Regions from separate parts of the Homo sapiens genome. Here region 2 is linked to region 1. Evidence: chromatin loops called from intact Hi-C (ENCODE). Cell type or tissue: heart right ventricle. All regions are shown on one strand. Links, peaks and the distances in the headings refer to the core of each region. The heading gives the core; the rest is flanking DNA.

Region 1 (7,247 bases), core at 2,955-5,454:
TTAATACATGTCAGATGAATGAATGGTTCAACGGATGATGGTTTGGTGGTTGGATGTCTGGACATCCAGAGAAAGGGATGCATGATACAGGGATGGATGGATGAAACAGTAGGCTGAAAAATAGTTTTCAAAATAGCAAACAAATAATCCCAAAAAAAGCCTTTATTTGTAGTGTTCTCCAATTTCCATGGCGTAAACGTTCCCACCATGGCTGATGTCAAGCCACCAAGTGACATCATTAAATGCAGAGTCAGAAACAGACAGGCACAATCAGCTCTTAAGAGACTGTAGAAGCCACCTCCCACACCCAACAGATGGGTGGGTGGGTGGATGGATGGATGGAAGGAAAGAAGGAAGGAAGGAAGGAAAAAAGGAAGGAAGGAAGGAAGAAGGAAGGAAATGAGGGAGGGAGGGAGTCAGGAAGGGAGGAAGGGAGGGACGGAGGGAGGGAGAGATAAGACAGGAAAGGTGGGGAAGAGGAAAGAGGAAGAGAATAGAGCCAGAATAGATGTTTACCATAGAAAAGAAAAGAAAAATAATCAGGGACCAAAGGGAGTGCCAGGAAGAGAAAAACTCAAAGTGGTAGGAAACCTCGGTTCCCCAGCCCTCATCATGGACCACGTCTGAGTCCACCCATCTCCTGGAGTAAATTATTTCTTCTTAAGAACTGATTGGAGAGGGAGCTACTTAGTCCAGCACAATGCTCCTCAATTATTTTTAAGAATTAGAGGCCAGGTGTGGTGGCTCATGCCTGTAATACCAGCATTTAGTGAGGCTGAGGCGAAGGATTGCTTGAGCTCAGAAGTTCAAGACTAGCCTAGGCAATATAGCAAGACCCTGTCTCTACAAAAAAAGAAAAATTAATTAGCTGAGCTTGGTGGTGTGCACTTGTGGTCCTAGCTACTTGGGAGACTGAGGTGGGAGGATCGCTTGAGCCCAGGAGGTTGAGGCTGCAGTGAGCTGTGATTGTGTCACTGCACTCCAGCCTGAGTGACATAGTGAGATCCTGTCTCAAAAAAAAAAAAAAAAATAGGAACATTTTTTCAAATGAAATCTTACTTGGAAGCTCAATAATAATTATAGCTGGTATTTACTGAGCATTTACTATGTACCAGGTATAGTCTAAGTGCATTACATGGAGTACCCCATGATCCTCCTGACAGCCAAGTGAGACAGATGATCTTACTATCCCATTTACCAGTGTGGTCAAAGCACTTGTCCAGGTTCACAAAACAAGCAGAAGATCCAGAATTTAAGCCCAGGTGGTGACAGCAGTCCTAACCACTCTGTTCTCCTGCCCTAATAGATCAAAAGGAAAAGAAATGGCTGCCCCGCTGAACTGTCCCTGAAGGACTTAAGCCCAGCAACTCAGAGGCCCCACACAGAGCCAGGTTCTTGGAAAAGAAGCAGGAAGAACAAGTGCCAGTCCTGGTTCTGCCCATAGCTAGCTGTGTGTCCTTCGGAAAACCTCTGGCCCTCTCTGAGCCTTGGTTCTCTCACTTATAAAACAAGTGGTCATCTTTATAAATGAGAGAACCGAGGCTCAGAGAGGCCCAGAGGGGATTGAAGTGAGCCCCTTCAACCTCCTGGGCTCAAGTGATCCTCCTACCTCAGCCTCCTGAGTAGCTGGGACCACAGGTGCACACAGATGGCCAGAGGGGGCCATGGTGAGGGACTGGTGATAGAGCCCCAAGGCTCAGCAGGTTGTCTCTCCCTCCCTCCCTCCCTCCCTCCTCCCTTCCTCCCTCCCTGCCTCCTTCCCTCCCTTTCTATAGCCATTATAGATTATGCATTGGACAGTTCTCCTCACAAGAAGGGTCTGGAGGCCTTCAGAAAAGAATAACTCAAGTAAGCCACGCTGTATATTTTTTATATACCTCTGGGGCACCAGGACCCATTTGATTTATAATAAAATGCATCTACTTTTGAGCTGATATGACATTCTTGGAAAACCCTGATAGTAATCATATCTCTAATTAAATTAAATCTTGTCAGGCTCATTTTCTTCTCAAGGATAGTTATTTTTACAGTCATTTTTGTTAATGCAAAGTAATAGTAACTTAGTTTCTAGCACTGCCTTCATGTACAATTTTACAACTATGCATGCAATTAAATGTGTTTTTATGGGGAAGAAAAACAACAACAAAGAGCAAAACCAAACAAGTTGGTCAGCCTGGCTGAGTATTATTGTCTATGCAACTCCTATCCCTTTGCAAATCTAAAGAAGAAATACAGATTATTCTCCCCAGAGAAATGCAACACTTACTAAACTTTGGATATAACTATGGGAGGGGAGGCATGAGGGGGACACAAGCCCCGGGAGCTAGGATAAAGGACGGTTTTTGCCCGGACAAGAATGTCTCTGAGGTCCCAGGTAATTCTTCAGGTCCACAATTCAATGTCCTTAATCAATGCAGAAAAATAGCCCAAAGCCACGCAGACACCACCTGAGATTTTTAACATGAAGAATGCTCCTGATAAATAAAACTCTTAATGAAATACAAGCAATTAAGCTAAAAGTTCTATCAAATGCAGCCTGTCACTTAGCAGCCTGACACTTAATTGAATTTCTCTTTCCACCCCCTGGCTCCTTTTCCCTGATAAACAAATTCATTCACTGCAGATCAAGTTTCCCTAACCCAGAAACCAACGATAGTCAATCAACTAATTGACACAACAAAGACTTCTATTTTTTTAAGTTCCCCTAATTAAAGTGGAAATGAAATTTTATAATACTCTGGTGCCTGGTATTAATTACTCTGTGGTTAACCCTCTCTCTCCTCCTCAGGGACCTGGCAGCAGGAAGTGGAGGATTGGGAAGTCCCAGACCCAGACACAAGTCCAAGTTCCAGCTCTATCCTGAGTTCGCTGTGTGATCTGGAGAATTTGCTTCCCTTCTCTGTTTTCCATCAATTGTAACACAAGGGATAGAACTAGGTGACTGCCAAGGCTGCTTCTGGCTCTAACTTACATTTTATGATCCAGAGGACAGCATCATGGCATAGTTCTCTCTCTGTGACTCACAGGTTTGCCAGCACAGCTGCCAGAAGCTCTCTCGCAGCAGAGAACCAAAAATACAGCCCATTTACTTCAACAGGCTCCCTCTACCTGACAAATGCAGCAGCCAGGAATGTATCCACTGCTCTTCCCCGGCATCTATACCCACATTCCCAGGTACACCCCTGATACACACACGTTCATACAAACCTCTCTTTGAAGCACACTCCTTCACATGCTCATCTCTCTCACACATGCACACACACAAATACATCAAGACCAGGTGCACACACACAAGACACACCCTCATGCAGGCACACCTGCATACAAACATACGACCCCTTACAGAGCAAGTCCTGTCAATCAAGGCCATTCACACGCACACAGACACACACACTACCTGCTCCTGAAACACACATATTGAGATGCATGCCCCTTTAGACAGATCTCCTCAAATCTGTGCACACACGCATCTCCCTCACCCCTGACAGAGGCACACACGAGTGTAGCCCAGACTCCTTTTTCAGGCAAATCACCTCCAACAAGGCCATGCACACACGTTTACACACTCACATGCCACACACACTCACATGCACCCCTCCTCACCATCACTGTCAAATATGAGCTTGGGCTGCGTTTGAGGAGGTTATCCAATCACAAGAAAGCTTTGGCTGGGGCAGCCCCAAAGATCTCCAAAACCTGACCGACCAGGACCTTTCCAAACTGTCTGCGTTCCAAAGTCTCTCATTCACCCAAGGGTTCCTGAGTGTCACCGCTGTGCCCGGCATTGCATGGGGAGGAGCATGGTGAATGGGACAGACACGGTCCCTCTGGAGGCGGCTCTCTTCCTGGCAGTTCCCAGCCGCCAGGACATGTGTGCCCAGCCCAGACTCCCTAGCAGGTAGTGAGGACCCCATCCCCAGACACTGACACATCCAGGAGTCTCATTTAGAGGCAGCATTTTCATGACATCATGGCCACAGGATGGCCTTTGGGTCAGGTCTTACGAGACAAGAGAGGGTGCACCAGGCAGAGACACAGTATGAACAAAGACAGGGAGGCTGGGATCGGGGTACTGAGAGGCAGCACGATGCAGGGGTGGGGGCAGCCCAGCTCCACTGCCCGCTGCCTGCAGGGCTGGGGCAAATCACTCAACATCTCCAAGCCTCAACTACCTCACCAACAAAATGGGGACAATAGCAGTAGCTGTCAGAGAAGGACCACCTATTGACTCCACAAATAGAGATCGGGCAGCTACTATTTGCCAGGCACTTGGGGTTGCTGTGCAGAGCAAAGAGGGTGATGAATGCCGGCTCCTGGTGCTATGCCCAGCCTGGCAGGAACCCCAGGCACATGATGGGGTGGAATGGGCAGAAGGCCCGGACTGCCAGTGGGAAGACTGGTACCTGGAATGAATGAAGAGCATGGAGGCTGGGAGGGGCAGAGGCTGAGGCTGGAGTCGGGCTGGGAGGAGGGGGCCGTGGTGAGGGACTGGTGATGGAGCCCCCAGGCTCAAGCCGCCTATCACTCTCCACAGTCTCACACTGTCTCAGCCCCAACCTTGCCTTGTCCCAGCTCCATTCCTCAAGGGGCCCCTTCCAGGGCAGGGGTCTGTCTTCCCCTGCAGCTTTGCAAATCCAGGCTGGGAAAGTGGGGGCAGCGGGCACTTTTCTTCCCCCTTGGACCTGGAGCGGATGCTCTCCGCATCTAATGCCTTCTGTTTAGCTCATCTCCCTGTCTCTGTTTTCATGTTTTCCTCTCTCACGCTGGCTGTGTGGAGCACATCTCAGAAAATACTTGCTTTTGAAAGTTGTTGCCATAACAACCACTTCATTACACGCCAGGCCCAGTATCTCAGAAATGCAGAATCTTTCCTTAAAAGCGTGCGCTGCACATCAAAGGGGAATAGGAGCTCATTATTTTTACATTATTTTGCAGGCAAATAGATATTTTCCAATACACATTTCTTTTCTAAGTTGATTTTCTTGTTCAGTGGAAATGCACATTTCTTTCTTAACGCTTTCCTGCCTGCAGGGTGCAGGGCCTCAAAACAGGGCCCGAGTTCCTCAAAACAGGAGAGAGAAAGCATTTCTTTGCTGGGCTATTCATTCCTTGGTCCTCAACGCAGCGGCTTATGACGGGTGGTTTGCTCTAATTCGCAATTTGATTGCACCTAGAAATTCTAGAAAAGGCAGGCATTGTTTATGTAGCATCCACACACTTTCACTCATCTGACTTTGTGCTAACCAAGATTTTGTAATAGTGAAGCTAATTATTTAAGGAGCCAAATCAAAACCAAACCAAACAAACTTCACCATATGGGATAGAGATGTGGTCCAGGATCTTATTTTCTGAACCAGAGGGTGCTGTCCAAATTTCATAGTTCTCTGTGAGTGCCTAGCATGTCTCTCTCCCTCGCCAGCATGTAAACCCCATGATTTTTGTCTGTTTGGATCACGTCTTTATCACCAGCACCTAGAACAGTGCCCGAGCCTGCAGGCACTCAGTAAATATCTGCTGAATGAACCAACGAATATGCTGTGAATACTGTAACTTCTAACAATTCTGCAAAAAATGGGGTAATCAACCCCATTAGACAGATGAAGAGTTTAAAGCTCCAATAAGTTAATTTGATAATAATATTAAGAAAAATAATAAGTGCTAACTTTTTGTTTGTTTGTTTTGAGACGGAGTCTCGCTCTGTCGCCCAGGCTGGAGTGCAGTGGCATGACCTTGGCTTGCTGCAACCTCTGCCTCCCAGGTTCAAGCAATTCTCCTGCCTCAGCCTCCCGAGTAGCTGGGACTACAGGCGCACACCACCACGCCCGGCTAATTTTTTGTATTTTAGTAGAGACGGGATTTCACTGTGTTGCCCAGGCTGGTTGTGAACTCCTGAGCTCAGGCAATCCGCCTGCCTCAGCCTCCCAAAGTGCTAGGATTACAGGTGTGAGCCACCACACCCGGCCTAATTTTAAGCTTTTTATTGAAGCATAATATGCATATAGAGAAGCGCACGTAAGTGTACTGCTCCCCCACTTTTCATAAACACCCCTGGGTAACTAACACTCAGATCAAGAAACAAAATATTGAGAGGGAGGAAGAAGACTGTGATCAGGACTAGCTTCAGGGGTAGCCTCACAGTAATTCCCTAAACTGCAGCAGGTTTATCTTATGTAATCTTTTCAATGTTTTATTTAATTTTTTTGAACCAGGGTCTGGCTCTGTCACCTAGGTTGTGGTGCAGTGCCACTATCACGGCTCAGAGAAGCCTCAACCTCCTGGGCTCAAGCAATCCTCCCACCTCAGCCTCCAAGTATCTGGGACTACAAGTGCGTGCCACCGTGCCTAGCCAATTTTTTTTTTATTTTTAGTAGAGACAAGTCTTGCTGTGTTGCTCAGCCTCGTCTTGAGCTCCTGAGCTCAAGCAATCTTCCTGCCTTAGCCTCCCAAAGTGCTGGGATTACAGGCATGAGCCACCACACTGGCTGTTATTTAATTTTTAATTGACAAATAATAATTGTATGTATTTATGGGGTACAATGTGATGTTTTGATATATGTATACATTGTAGAATAATCAAATAAGGGTATTAAACTGGCATATCCATCACCTCATATATTAACCATTTCTTTGTGGTATGAACACTTAAAATCCTCTTTTGGCTATTTTGAAATATACAATATTTCAAAATTCACCTCCCTGCTGCATTATTTCTATCTGTTCTATTTTACAACAAAAATGGCAAACCCCCATAACCAATATCCTGACCTCTAATATCACAGATGACTTGTGCCTGTTTTGCGATTTCTATGAATGAAACTGGACGGTAAGTGCCCTTTTGTGCCTGCTTCTTCCTGTCATTAGAATGATTTTGAGGCTCATCCATGTTGTTGCATGTCGTTGACCATCATTCATTTCCCTGCCAATAGCGGCTAATTTTTCATGAGCATTTACTATGTGCTCTGTAAACTCATTTAATCCTCCCAACACTCTAATATGAAAGCAGTATTAAAAGTGATTTGCCTAGACCAGCCAGGCACTGTCTGTAACCCCAGCACTTTGGAAGGCCAAGGCAGGGAGATCACTTGAGGTCAGGAGTTCAAGACCAGCCTAGCCAACATGGTGAAAGCCCACCTCTCCTAAAAATACAAAAAGTAGCTGGGTGTGATGGTGCGTGCCTGTAGTCCCAACTACTTGGGAGGATGAGGTACAATAATCACTTGAACCCAGGAGGTCAGGATTGCAGTGAG
Region 2 (7,247 bases), core at 2,793-5,292, 160 kb before region 1:
ATCCCAGCGCTTCGGGAGGCCGAGGCGGGTGGATCATGATGTCAGGAGATTGAGACCATCCTGGCCAACATGGTGAAACCCCGTCTCTACTAAAAATACAAAAAGTAGCCGGGCATGGTGGTGTGTTCCTGTAATCCCAGCTACTCGGGAGGCTGAGGTAGGAGAATCACTTGAACCTGGGAGGTGAAGGTTGCAGTGAGCTGAGATCGCACCACTGCACTCCAACCTGGGCAACAGAGCGAGACTCCATCTCAAAAAAATAAAGAAACAAATAAAAAATTAAAAAATAAAAATACTCAGAGGCTATGGTAGACAAAAAGAAAGACAACTGCACAGATGAGCAGGTCAGACTCTGGGAAGACGAGGATGAAGCTGAGGTCAGAGGCTGGGCAGGAGCCAGCCATGTAAAGAATGAGGGCAAGAACATTCCAGGCAAAGGGAACAGCATGTGCAAAGCCCCTCAAGCGCAAAAGAACAGGGTGGGGGGATCTGAGAAATAGCAAGAAGGCCAGGTGACTGGAATGGAGTCACTGAGGGGGACTGACTCTGACTTTGCTCATCACCATGTCCCCAGCATGAAGCCTGGTTCCTGGAACAGAGGCTGGAAATGCAGGCAGAGGCAAGCTCACGTGAGGACTTATGGGCCAAAGGAGTTGGATGTTATCTACTCACCAGGGCAAAGCACTGGAAGGCTTTAAGCAGAAACCTAAGAAGATGTGATTTAGGTTTGTAAGAGTTCATCAAGCTACAACAGAAAGCCATTGAGCAGCTTTGTGGGGGTTTTTTTCCCTGTTTTTGTTTGTTTGTTTGTTTGTTTGTTTTTGAGACAGGGTCTCACTCTGTCGCCAGATTGGAGTGCAGTGGAATGATCTCAGCTCACTGCAACCTCTGCCTCCAGGGTTCAAGTGATTCTTCTGCCTCAGCCTCCCAAGTAGTTGAGATTACAGGCACGAGCCACCATGCCCAGTTTTTTTGTTGTTGTTTTTTTTTTTTTTTTTTCATATTTTTAGTAGAGACAGGGTTTCACCATGTTGGCCAGGCTGGTCTTGAACTCCTGACCTCGAATGATCCACCCGCCTCTGCCTCCCAAAGTGCTGGGATTACAGGCGTGAGCCACCACGCCCGGCCCCACTGAGTAGCTTTGTATGGAGAAGAGACAGGATCCAATTTACGCATCATAAAGACATTGATGGTGGCCACCATGGCTCCTCAGCTCATCCTGACCTTTGGTCACTGGATAGTAAATGTCTCCAAACTCCATGGAAAGCGAAGTTTCCCCAGCTGGCATGTGGAAGGCAAAGCAAGACAAAGAAGCGAATGACAGGGCGTGTTGACAGAGCGTCAGACAGAAGCATGGCCATAGGCAGATGAAAAATTGTCCCACAGGACACCTCGACAGGCCGTGACTTGCTGTTAGCATTGAGCCATTAAGAAAACACAATGATGTGCTTCGCTGATCCTGAAGGACGTAATCCAGGTCGGCATGCAGACATTTAGTGCTCCGTCCAAAGCAGCAATAAAGCGACCAACACAAGAGCAGCTGCAGGAAACCTGCACTGTGCAAGTGGGCGGCCAGGCCCTTCAGTGCTTTTTATTCCTTCTCTCATTTAAAATCAAAGCCTGGCTCTTAGGCATCTGTAGACAGATTTGGAAAGGGAATTGAAGCTAACTACACCAGGTGCTTAAACATACATCATTACCTCATTTAATTTCATAAACAAGTAAGCATTGCTCATCACATTTTGTATACGAGAAAACTGAAGTCAGAGATAATAAACAGCTTTCCAAATGCCCCTGGCTCCCTTCTTCAGCCTCACATCTTGACACTCTCAGCACCTTCTATGCCTTTGCATATGTTGTTCCTTCTACCTGGAATGCTTTTCCCTACCTTCTTCACTTGGCCAAGTTCTACTCACCTTCAAGCACAGGCAAGTGTCCCTTCCTCTGAGAAGCCTTTTCTGACTGTCCCCAGCCTAGCCTGGTGGTCCCACACTCCCCTGTGCTACTTCAACATAATGCTTACCACACACATTTGAAATTGTTTATTTCTGTCTCTCTAATAAGATCATGCTTCTCAAGGAAAAGGACCATGTCTTAATTACCTGTTCCTGCCTGGCACCTACCACAAAGCCTTGCATACAGCAGGCAGTGCATGCTCCTTGGATGGCTGTATGAAGGAGGGATAGAGGGAGGGAGGGAGGGAAAGAGGGAGGGAGGGAGGGAAGGAAGGAGGGAAGGAAGGAAGGATGGAAGGAAAGAAGGAAGGAAGGAAGAAAGGAAGGAAGGGGAAGGGAAGGAAGGAAGAAAGGAAGGAAGGAAGGGGAAGGGAAGGGAAGGGGAGGAAGGAAGGAAGGAGGAAGGAAGGAAGGAAGGAAGGAAGGAAGGAAGGAAATTAACTCTTCATAGGTGGCAAAGCCAAGAGCCAAGATTTGATCCCAGGCCAGTATGACTCCAAAGCATATCTCATGATGTGTGTGTGTGTGTGTGTGTGTGTGTGTGTGTGTGTGTGTGTGTGTGTGTGTTATATAGATCATCAGAAAATGTACACAGTGTGGAATATATTTCTGAGGACTCCATTCGTCCTTCCAAAAGAGATGCCAAAAATACCAGCCCACAGGGGAAAAAAGTAGGATGATGAATATGGGGGAAAGGGTTAACCAAACCCTTTTCCTTGTTGCAAGAGAATTTCACCTTTGTTAATTGCGGAGCATAACTCCCCTGGAAACCTGAGGAAAGTGGGACGTTAACTATGTTACCAGGCAACTCTGCTTATGGTAAAAATGACCCCTGATTGGTAAGTTGCATTTGAACTGGGAGGAACTATAAATAAGTTATAAATATCTGAAAAAGAAGCCATAATTTGGGTTTTCCTAGATGCAGAGAAATTTGTACCTGACATGTCCCTGGGTCCTTGAAGCTAAGCCTACGGAATTGTTACAATGGATATGGCAGCTGGGACAATAAGGCTTCTAAGCCAGGGTGGCTTCCACAGCCACCCATTGTGTATCTCATTCCTTTGCACTTGAACTAGATCCTGGGAGGGAGGGGGCAGCAAAGAGAATAGCTCCTGGCCACCTTCGTGGACCACTGCGGAGACTGTTGCAAGAATTACTTGTGCAGAAGAGAACAGCTCACGTGCCTTGCTGGCAGGCTGTGTCAGGCTGTGTCCCAAATCTTTCGAGGAGACTGGTGCCAAGTGTCCCCTGTGTTCATCTTGTGAGTCTGAATGTTTCATTGGTCCTTAAAAACTCCCTGTGGGAATTGCAATGAGAAAGAAGGGAACTGATACAGGAGAGAAAAGAGACAGCCCCAATGGGAACAAGCGCTACACCGATCCTGAACTGAAAAGCTCCTTAGACTGTACAGTGTATAAAGGCACTAAAACCTAGTATAGGGTCTATGCTCGCTGTTCTACAGAGGGCTCGGTTCACCTAAACAGTGCCTGGAGGAAGAAATGAGGGAGGGGAAGACTTACTTGCTCTCCCACAGACCTAACCACCAACCTGAGATGCAATTGTGATTATGTGAGGAAACCACGACTCAGAGAGGCTAAGTGACAGGTCCAAAGTCATACAGCTTATAAGTGTCAGGATACGAACCCAGGCACTTCCATCAAACTCAAAGTCACATTTGGATCCAACATCTGGATTTGCATAAAAATGAACTTCCATCTCAGGTGGACATAGAGAACAGAGAAAGCATGGGAGTGGGGGTGGGAGACCTTCCTAAATAATGTAAACAGGAAATATTTGCAGAATAAATGAGACATAAAGGGCCCAGGGTCCATCTTCCACATCATAAAGTTCAGTTCAAGCCAAAACACAGCATGATGAAACAATAAAATATATGCGTGGCATTGACCCTGGGTTATACTACTACTGAGTCGATTCATTTCCGACAAGTTTCTAAATCATTCCTGCAAATCAGGCCCAGCTTCGAAATAAGCACATTTTAATTAGCTGTAATGTAAAAAGCACTCTAGGACAAGGAGCCAGTGATACACTCTTCCACCCCTGCAGCAGGAGGAAGTGAGCTCCCCCTGGCACCCTGACAGCTGCAGAGCAAGCTCGGGCCAAATTCCAGCTCTGCCTAACAGCCCCCTCTGCCACCCTTCTGTTACTTGATTCATCTGGACCTCAGTCTTCTCACCTAAAAAAATGGGGACAAATGTGCCCAGCATAGTTCTTAGGAAAACTTAAGGCACATAAGAAAATAGGAAAAGGCTGGGATCAGAAACGTTATGAGACTGCTAGAAACTAAGAAGTCAAAGAAACAGACTGACAGCGAAGCCTGTGAGCACTAAGGAACCGGCACCCAACACCTAACTGAACCCCAGAACATTCCCAGAGAGAGGAAGCCTGCGCTGGGACCCCTGTGCCCGTCCAAAGCCCTGGGAGAAGCTGTTTGTTGGTTTTGCCCCCAGGCTAATGCCAACCAGAAGAATTCTCTAATTGAAATGAGAAATCTGCCTGGGAGACTCCCTCCTGCGGGTGAGCACAAGGCTGGAAAAAGTGCACCAGCGCCCTGGGGGTAACTGCTGGCCTACCCGAGGGACAAAGAGGCCCCCAAGGACTTCGTAGGCTCATCCCACACCGCAATAGAGTCTGCACTCACACACCACACACAGAGCGTTTCTACTCAACATCCACCCTGCCCACCCACGCAGTCACGGCTTTCACCCATGTTGAGGAAACTCACAACCACAGAACAGATCTAGATGCCCCCCTCCCATTTACAAATTTAAATGTCAACCGAGAATCACCAGGCATTTGTAGAAAATATCAGCATAAAAGAGAGGCCTAAAAGTGAACAGAAGAATCACCAATAAAACAGAGTTAAATGCAGGAAACAAAAGACCACTTTTTTAAAAATCGAATTACCATCTTCAAAGAGATTCAAGATAGTCACATATCCATAAAAGAAGAATAGACCACGATGATATGAGATCAATCAAGAAACTCAGAATTCTGGGAAAATAAAAAAATGATTCCAGAAATAAAAACAACGAATGTATTAAAAGTAAGGAACTGAAGAAAGGGTTTGATGGGAAGTACACCCTCCACTCCCTTTTCAGTGGACACCCCGGGACACAGGGCTGTGTGTGGAGAAGGGAGAGGGACAGAGAGTGAGAGGGACTTCACTTGTGTCTTTCCTCTTCTAAAATACTTCTGTGTGTCTTACAAAGAGCAAAATCAATTTTTAAAAAATAAAACAGTGGCAGGACTCAAGATAAAGAGGAAAATGGTAGAAAAATGAGGTGCAGTTGGGAGTGAGTTAATGAACAGTAGCCACACCACAGCAGCCTATGTTATGGCTACAGGTGACCCCTCCTTTGCCTCTGAGCTTCCTGGGAGCTCAGTGATGGTGAAAGGCAAAGCCAGAAACACTGACCTGCATTGAGGCTGGGCAGGGCAGATGGCCTCTTGTTGAACTAGACAGGACTCCAGCCCAAAGAGAAAGCCCTGGCTCTTGCCCAGAGGTGACCTCCTTAAGCATGGCCCAGAAGCTCCTTGGAGACCCATCTGGAGTCCTCCCTAACACACAGGAAGATATGTGACAGCTCAGTGCAAGGACTCTGGAATCCCACCCTGGAGCATCTAAGAGCATCTTTGAGCCCCTAAAAACTCCATTAATTACCATTTGTCTTCCCTTGGACCCAAAAAGTAACTATCCTGCCTTTCCTACGCAGAGCAGATGACACATCTCTCTCACTTCATGAGACAAAGAAGAACCTTGAGCAAGTGAGTGACCATCACTAAAAGTCATCCACATGCTGGCCCTTGATTTCCTGGGAAATCTCCCTGAGATGGTCACAGTGGTACTCTCCAGCCCTCTTCCATATGCTCATCCCCCAACCTCAGGAATATCAGCGGCTGGGCTTGCAGCTCGCCCTTCAATGGGACTGCCCTCTACTGCAGTGAACTCCTTCACCCAAGGGAACTGCCTGCTGTTCATTTTTAGGCCTCTCACTTATGCTGAAATGACCAGATGATGCAGAAATCAAAGGCTTGGGCAGTCCCCTCACCTCCATCTGGGGCAACACTAAAGAGCCACCTTAGCGCCACAGCTCCCTGTGGGATGGCGTTCTTCAGAACCACAGGTCAGGCCAGGCCAGCTTCTCCCCGGCCCAAGCACGTTTCCTCCTGTGTCCCCTGCAGGTGCACCCCTTCCGCCCACCTCACCGCAGAGAACTTCCCCACATAAACCTTCCACGAGCAACTCTCCATCTCAGAGTCCTTTTCCAGGCAACCCAATGTGAGACTTTCCCCATGGTGAAGAAGACTCTCCCCACAACCCACCAAGGGGCTTGAGAAGGACACCTAACCATGTCCACACCGGGGCTCCATGCCCCAGGCCAGCAATACATCTCTACTGTCCTCAGTTAAGGCAGGACAATCCTGCCACGTTCTAGTCTAGACCAGAGGTTCTCTAAGTGTGGATCCCAGACTGGCACCATCAGCACCATCGACTTGCTAGTAGTGCTAACTTTCAGCTCCTCCCCAGGCCTGCTGAGTCAGAACTTCTGGGAGTGGAACACAGCAGTCTGTTTTAACTGTGCTCCAGGTGATTCTGGTGGGCTAAAGTTTGAGAAGCAGAGTATCTATCATGGGCTACTGGGGGAAATCAAATGCAAGTCATTAGACTTTCCCATCAGCAGAAGACCAAGAGACAGTCGTTGAGGATGGTCAGAATCCAGCAATGTGATGCATTCCATACTTGTGCACCGTACCCCTGGTTCCAGGCACAGTCCTCTACTTAAAGCCCCACAGGCTGGGGTGCAAGGCTCTTCATAACCATCTCTGCTGGTGTCCCAACTCCCACGCAGGCAGGTTTCCCCTCCTTAGGCTGACAGTATCCCCAAAGCACCCCTACAATGGCTGCTCCCTCTGCCTGGAACACCCCCCACCACTCTACATGCCCCCAGGCAGCCCACCTGGCATTCCTGTAAGACTGCCATTGTGAAACCTTCCCACACTCCCGGCATTGGCACTGCTCAGCCAATTTTATATTTAATTATTACTCTGCATTTTAAGCCAATTGATTACAAATCCACATAGCCATTCACCCAGTAAATAAAACTTTCCTCTGGAGTTACTGAGCCTCCAGGACAGGGCTGAATCCCCAGCACCCAGTAGGCACTCAATAAAAACCTGTTGAACATCTGAGAAACCCAGCAGTAAACAGGCCATTAAATATTGAAAAACCACAATCAGGTTGCTCATCCTGGCAGGCACCAGAATTAGCAA

Evidence for each region. Hi-C counts contacts between places; a loop is a spot of excess contacts. Peaks named below come from ENCODE experiments on the same cell type or tissue, not always from the same donor. Only the 100,000 strongest peaks of a DNase experiment are listed, where the experiment ranks them.
Region 2: it touches region 1 in a loop (1.9-fold over the local background); 15 of 110 quality-filtered maps call a loop at or near these places.

Annotation. Positions count from the first base shown.
Region 1 is chr20:43,763,680-43,770,926 of GRCh38, reverse strand. The region is part of intron 1 of LOC101927200 (a long non-coding RNA gene); the gene reads right to left. Among named protein-coding and RNA genes, the nearest start is that of GTSF1L, 40 kb to the right of the region's middle. RefSeq lists enhancers at 3,716-4,216, 4,217-4,717. In heart right ventricle, for the core only: no CTCF peak of the experiment used is centred there; a DNase peak (open chromatin) is centred at 4,356; H3K27me3 peaks cover 1,333 bases.
Region 2 is chr20:43,922,734-43,929,980 of GRCh38, reverse strand. All of the region lies in intron 1 of TOX2 (TOX high mobility group box family member 2), which reads right to left. Among named protein-coding and RNA genes, the nearest start is that of TOX2, 12 kb to the right of the region's middle. In heart right ventricle, for the core only: no CTCF peak of the experiment used is centred there; a DNase peak (open chromatin) is centred at 4,047; H3K27me3 peaks cover 37 bases.